Regions from separate parts of the Homo sapiens genome. Here region 1 is linked to region 2. The links are chromatin loops, found by intact Hi-C in ENCODE. Cell type or tissue: thyroid gland. All regions are shown on one strand. Each heading gives the region's core, and the rest is flanking DNA. Links, peaks and the distances in the headings are about the cores only. Region 1 overlaps SHROOM3 (shroom family member 3). Region 2 overlaps SHROOM3 (shroom family member 3).

What was found. Peaks named below come from ENCODE experiments on the same cell type or tissue, not always from the same donor. Only the 100,000 strongest peaks of a DNase experiment are listed, where the experiment ranks them.
Region 1: it touches region 2 in a loop (2.2-fold over the local background); 56 of 110 quality-filtered maps call a loop at or near these places.

What each region holds. Positions count from the first base shown.
Region 1 is chr4:76,446,280-76,449,090 of GRCh38, forward strand. The region is part of intron 1 of SHROOM3 (shroom family member 3); the gene reads left to right. Among named protein-coding and RNA genes, the nearest start is that of SHROOM3, 12 kb to the left of the region's middle. In thyroid gland, for the core only: a CTCF peak has its summit at 1,690; no DNase peak of the experiment used is centred there.
Region 2 is chr4:76,757,507-76,760,317 of GRCh38, forward strand. SHROOM3 (shroom family member 3) reads left to right here. Exons shown (of 11, transcript NM_020859.4): 9 at 2,039-2,189. All of the region lies in intron 1 of SHROOM3-AS1 (SHROOM3 antisense RNA 1), which reads right to left. Among named protein-coding and RNA genes, the nearest start is that of SHROOM3-AS1, 44 kb to the right of the region's middle. RefSeq lists a silencer at 1,558-1,627. In thyroid gland, for the core only: a CTCF peak has its summit at 983 (motif pointing left); a DNase peak (open chromatin) is centred at 1,019.

The DNA.
Region 1 (2,811 bases), core at 145-2,644, 310 kb before region 2:
CAAAGAACCCTTCCATCTATGTTACCCCATATCTTGATAAACTGGTAAAAAAAAAAAAAAAAAGTGGAATGCATGAACTGTGTGCAACAGTCAGTCAACTTGGTGGCATCCTTAAGGTGCCCTGCTCGGTGAAATGGCGGCGGTGGGGGATGCACATCTACTTCTATTAACACTGGGAGTTCAACTGGGCTCTCTGCATCTTCCCAGGTGCTGCTTCCTGCTGCTTTTTACTTCTGCTAGACTCTGACCACTCTGGTTGTTTGGGTGGGGTATATCCCATCACATGGATAGGCCATGAAAAAACCTCAACCCCCAAGGCCTGGTACTCAAGGAGAAATACTAGACGAACATTAGATGGTTTAAAGCTAACAGGGACTGAAACCAGTTAAAAGAGGGAATCAGACATAAGTTGCAAACTGATAGAACAATGATCTGCTGGGGCACATGAGGTTCATGCCTCCCGACATGCTGATGAGCCCCGGTTATGAGCTGGGCACCACAACTGATGGTCTTTTATGAAGGAGTGCTCTTTACACCAAACTTTATCTCATTTTGGTTGTCCCTTTCTAGCCCTTGCTTAGTTCAAAATGTAGTACATCTGCTGTGCTCATCCAGCTTCATCTACTGCTGAGTTGGCTGTGTCCACGCTCAATCTGTCTGCTCTGGTTTCATGATGGTCACTAGCATTCACTTTCCCTGCAAGGCCTACTCGCCGGCTTTCCTAATAGTACACTCTCTTGGCACGATCCTGGGAACTTCACGTACAGTTGTTACCCTCAAAGCCATTGCTACCTGCTAGGGTCTTGGTTCAATTGGCCTCATCTCTCACTCATTCTTGGTTCCTGGAAACCTGGTACAGACAGATCCTAGTATTCTAAAGATCTCAAAATTTAAAAATCATTGTGACATGAATTTGAAGTCAAAACCCAGGCAATTTAAGTGGAAATAAGCATTCTTCAGGTTAGTCAAAGTGCTTAGCACTTTGTATATTAAAGTGTATCCTGAGCCACACATTTGCTAGAAGGTAAGAAGAAAAATTGGACTCTAGAATCAATTGCCTTTCTCTTTTCCTTTGAAAAGTTAAAATTTTTAATGAAAGAAGTTGTGTGGGTACAATGTAAGCTTTTATCATCTTGCATGTGTCCTCTGAGAGGTTCACATTTTTGAGGCCTTGTCTCATGGAAACTGGGAAATGAGCTTCTGGAATTCAGACCCAGGATCTGGCTGCATTCCAGAAATAAATATACATGTTGGGCGTTGAGATAGACAATTAAAAGAATAGGAGAGTGTGCAAACTTTTGAGAATGAGAAGGCAGAAAATAGACTCTTTTCTCTCATGCTTTGCTTTTGCTTTTGTTTATTTTTTATATTTTTACTTTTGAGTATCAGCTAGTGAGTAGCAGGGCAAAAACAAGGCAGCCATTGATCTAAGTGTAAGGCAGCAGGAGGAAGGTTAAGAGAATGAGTGTTATTCTTTAGGACTACATTCATAGTTGCATGGTGTTGCTCTTGGCTCAAAGTCTACAATTAAATCAGTTGTTGGCACTCCCTTGAAAGCATTACTATCACAGTTTCCCCTACATATGTAAGTCAATAAATTTGACCTTTAAGAAGGACAGTTGGTGTAGACCCCCTCCACTGGGCCAACACATATTGCAAATTTCTGAACTCAGGCCCTGCAAAGTACTACTGCCACCTTGCTTCTTTAACAGAGAAGGCAAAATAAACAGAGGAGGATTCCATGGTATAAAAAAGAAAAAAATACATTATTTATATTTAAATAAATAAAATTATTTATAGAGCATTATTTATATGTGTCAGTCTGCTGTGGGTCAGGTACTATGTTAGATTCTTTTATTTATTATTTTGTGGAATGAGATTTGTTTTTATATATGAGGAAAGAGGTTTTTCATAAAAGATGGAGCCAAGATTTAAAGCTAACTCATTTCATTCATTAGTTATCATATTTAGTCAACACATCATTTATTGAGTGCCTAAAATCTGACAGCACTGGGAAACAACAGAAGATGAGGTCACTGCACCCTAAAGGAGCATGTTCTCGTTTTTTCTTCTTATACCACTGCAACTGACCCGTCCACATTTCCTCACCTTCATTTCTGTGTGCATTGGCTGGACTTCCAGCTGTCAGCATCTGCAATTCTTTGCTTGGAAGCCCTTTGCCACAGTAATGACACCAAGAGCAACCCTCCATGACCAACTGGAGTTGGTACGTAAGCAGCTTAGTTCTTTCATCTCTCAGATGGGATGACTCTAAGGTGTATGTTTTCCACTAGCACCTAGAATTTCTTCAGAATCCAACTCCAGTTGCCCACAGTTGTAGCTGGCTTGATCAAACATCTATGTCAGCTGCCTTCCCTTTTCTACCTCATGTTCCCACTTCCTTGTCAGCTTTCTTTACCCCCAGGTAAACTACTTGCATTTGAAGTCTTGTCTCAGGGTCTGTTTCTGAGGAAATCCAAACTAAGATGACCACCATTTAGAGAATGCTTACTAAGGGATAGCCAGACCCTAAAGACTAATGTAGATCTATCTGTTTCCAAAATCTGTGATCTTTGGAGCATTGCACTGTACTATGGAATTCAAGCGGAAGGAATCCCATAGAATCTTACACTTAATCTTTTCTTGGGTACTAAGGAAAGTGGAAATCCATCCCTAGACAGGATATTTTGTAGTTCTCTCTTTCGGTCTTCACCCTCTCATGGGATGGGTGTGTTTTCTCTTTTCTCCACAGAATTGACTGAAAAGTCTCATTCTGCTTTTATCATCACTTCATTTCTCTGAATGAATCAA
Region 2 (2,811 bases), core at 26-2,525:
GGCCAACGTCTTGCCAAGACTGAGAGGGGAAGGGCTTTGTAAGGAGGAGAGCCTAGAGAAATAGATTCGTGTACTACACTGACCCTTACCTCTGAGGCATTAAGGTGGGTGTTGGCGCAAATCCTGAAAATCAGGAAAGGTCTGAGTAGGAGCGCACTGTCTGGTTTGGCCCAGTCCGTGAGCCTCTGCTTCTGAAGCTCCTTGAGCCAGCCATGTAACACGTGTCCCAGTGTGCAGTCTGTGCTTTTCATTTCTCCTGGGTTACTGCAGTATTTTCTTGCATGTTTTATTTCCTTAAAAGACTACTATGAGAAAGACTGAGTAGCTTTCATTTTCTCTTAAATTTTCAGTGAAATCTTTGTGGATTGACAGTCTGGGACTCAGCAGTTAGTGGCTTCCAGACTAAATAAAAACAGAACATTTTATCCAAATTTGGGATTGCATTTTAAAAATTTCCAACTGATCCTAACTAAATTACTAACAGGAACACCACGTTTCATTTTATGGGGGAGAGAGAAAGGAAAGAGCTATGTGATACTTACAAGCTATTTGTCACATTGTCAGAGGCTCTTCTGATTCAAGGCCTTAACTGTCACCTTGTCCATTTCACTGCTTTTATTTTCAGATTTGGGAAACAGACTAATTGAGGTGAAGTGATTTATCCAGGGTCATGTCTTTAGCAAACACATACTGAGCACCTACAATGTGCAAGGCAATCCACTGGGTACTATGGGGACCCCAAAGATAAGATTTTTGTAGGTGTGCCAGTCAGTTCACCATGGGTGGTTGCAGTATGGTCATTCTGTTCTCTGACCACTGGCTGAAGGACCAAAGTAACATCCTTAGCAAAGTATTTCCTAGCATTACCACTGGAAATATATGTTTGCTCCGTCAGTTTAGAAGCAGAATGGTCATGGAGCTTTTGCAGCACTGAGACCTTCCTGGGGATTTAAAAAAAAAAAAAAAAAGGCATGCGCCATCTCCTGGTGGAAATAAGCATTGTCCTGTTGGGCATGAGATGGCCAGTAGCCATTGTGAGGGTTGGTCAGATGCCAGAGAATCCCATTTGTAATGCGGTGGACATATCTGAAAACAAAAACAAACAAAAATGTATCAGAAAATCTTTTCCCTGTCTTTCAATTAACTGGATTAAATGTGGTCATTGTTGCTTACTGGGACAGTTATCAAGCAGGAAACTAGTAAAGATGATTTTTTGTGTGTGTGGTTCCTAATTTCATAGTAAAATGATGGGCTAGATGTTAAATAATATCACAAGATTAAATAAAGTTCCTCTCCAAGAGAATCGTACTTCCATAGAGTCATTTATTCAGTGGGTAGGATATGAATTATAGGCTGAAAGGCAACTCAAATGTGGTAAAACAGAGAACTACTAGATAGCAGGTTTCTCAATTCTGAGTTTTTTCTTCAGCCTTAAAACATCCCTATTATATTATCAATGAGTAGATTTTATATCTTGTATTAGTTCACTGCGGACCAGCAAACTGCAGATTTCCCAGGATTATATGGGATAGCAGGCACACTTGAGAAGGAAAAATTTTGTGTGTTCAAGCAACAGTGCATAGTAGGCACTAGAAAGATTACATGTAACCAAAGGAGTATAGGAAATAATTGACCTAAAACCTGAGGTTTGTGCAGCACCTTGAAAATACTTTCACATTGATTGAGTCATGGTTCCACACTGCCTTTCTCTGAAATAAGGAGTCAGTGTCGTTCTTATATGAATCACAAAAGCAGAGAGGTTAAATGTCTTCTCCAGAGTCAGCTGGCGAGGCCATAGCCTTGACTCCCACTGTCATCCCTAATGCTGCTTTTGGTGGTTTTCCATCCCAAGTTTGCCTGGCTTCAACAGCCCTGTACATAGTAATCACTCATTAGTTAACAGTTACTAGTTTATCCTAATTTCTGGGAAAGAAATTAAATAGAATTGTTACGCACTTCTGAATGGACTGACATCTGCAGTGAAACAAAGCCTCTGGCGTGATCTGTGTGGCTATACTTTGTGCTCTTTTTGGCCCAGGAATGAAGACAAGGAAGCAGTGAGCATGTTGGTTAACTGCCCTGCCTACTACAGTGTGTCTGCTCCCAAGGCTGAGCTACTGAACAAAATCAAAGAGATGCCAGCAGAAGTGAATGAGGAAGAGGAACAGGCAGATGTCAATGAAAAGAAGGTAAATAAAGAATGGGATGCCCTTGTTCAGCTTTCCTCAGAAAAATTGACAAGGTCCATGTAATCAGCGTGGTGACTGGGCCTCTTGAGGCAGGTGGGGAAAGGACCTGTCACATCACCAGATTGCACCAAAATCATTAGACTTTGGATTTACATGGCACTTTAACTAATTTCCTCTTAGCTTTTCTGTGAGTAGGCAGGGCAGGTAAGCTACTGTACTTTTCGTTTTTACAAATAACAGAAGTGAAGCTTAGAGGGATTATTAGAAGTCTCATAGCCAGGACTTGAACCCAAGTCCCTAGCCTCCTAATCCAGCACCAGGACCCCGACACTGTTCTCAGCTGCTGGTTGGCCAGTGCCAACGGTGTGTGTAATTTTCTTGTTTCATAGTCAAAAGGAAAATTTTAAAATCTAGAAACTTTTTTTAGGGAAGGAGGCCAATTGTTAAATGACACTTCTGAGAAAAAGTAATATTAACCTTTATATCTTCCCCAGCCCTTTTTGAGGGACTTCAGCGAATAGCTTGAAAGTGCAGTGCTGGAATCTAGTTGTTAGCATTTGATACTCCTACAGAGATTTCAAATGTTAAGACACTTAAAAAATGACCGTGATGCTGCTGCTGT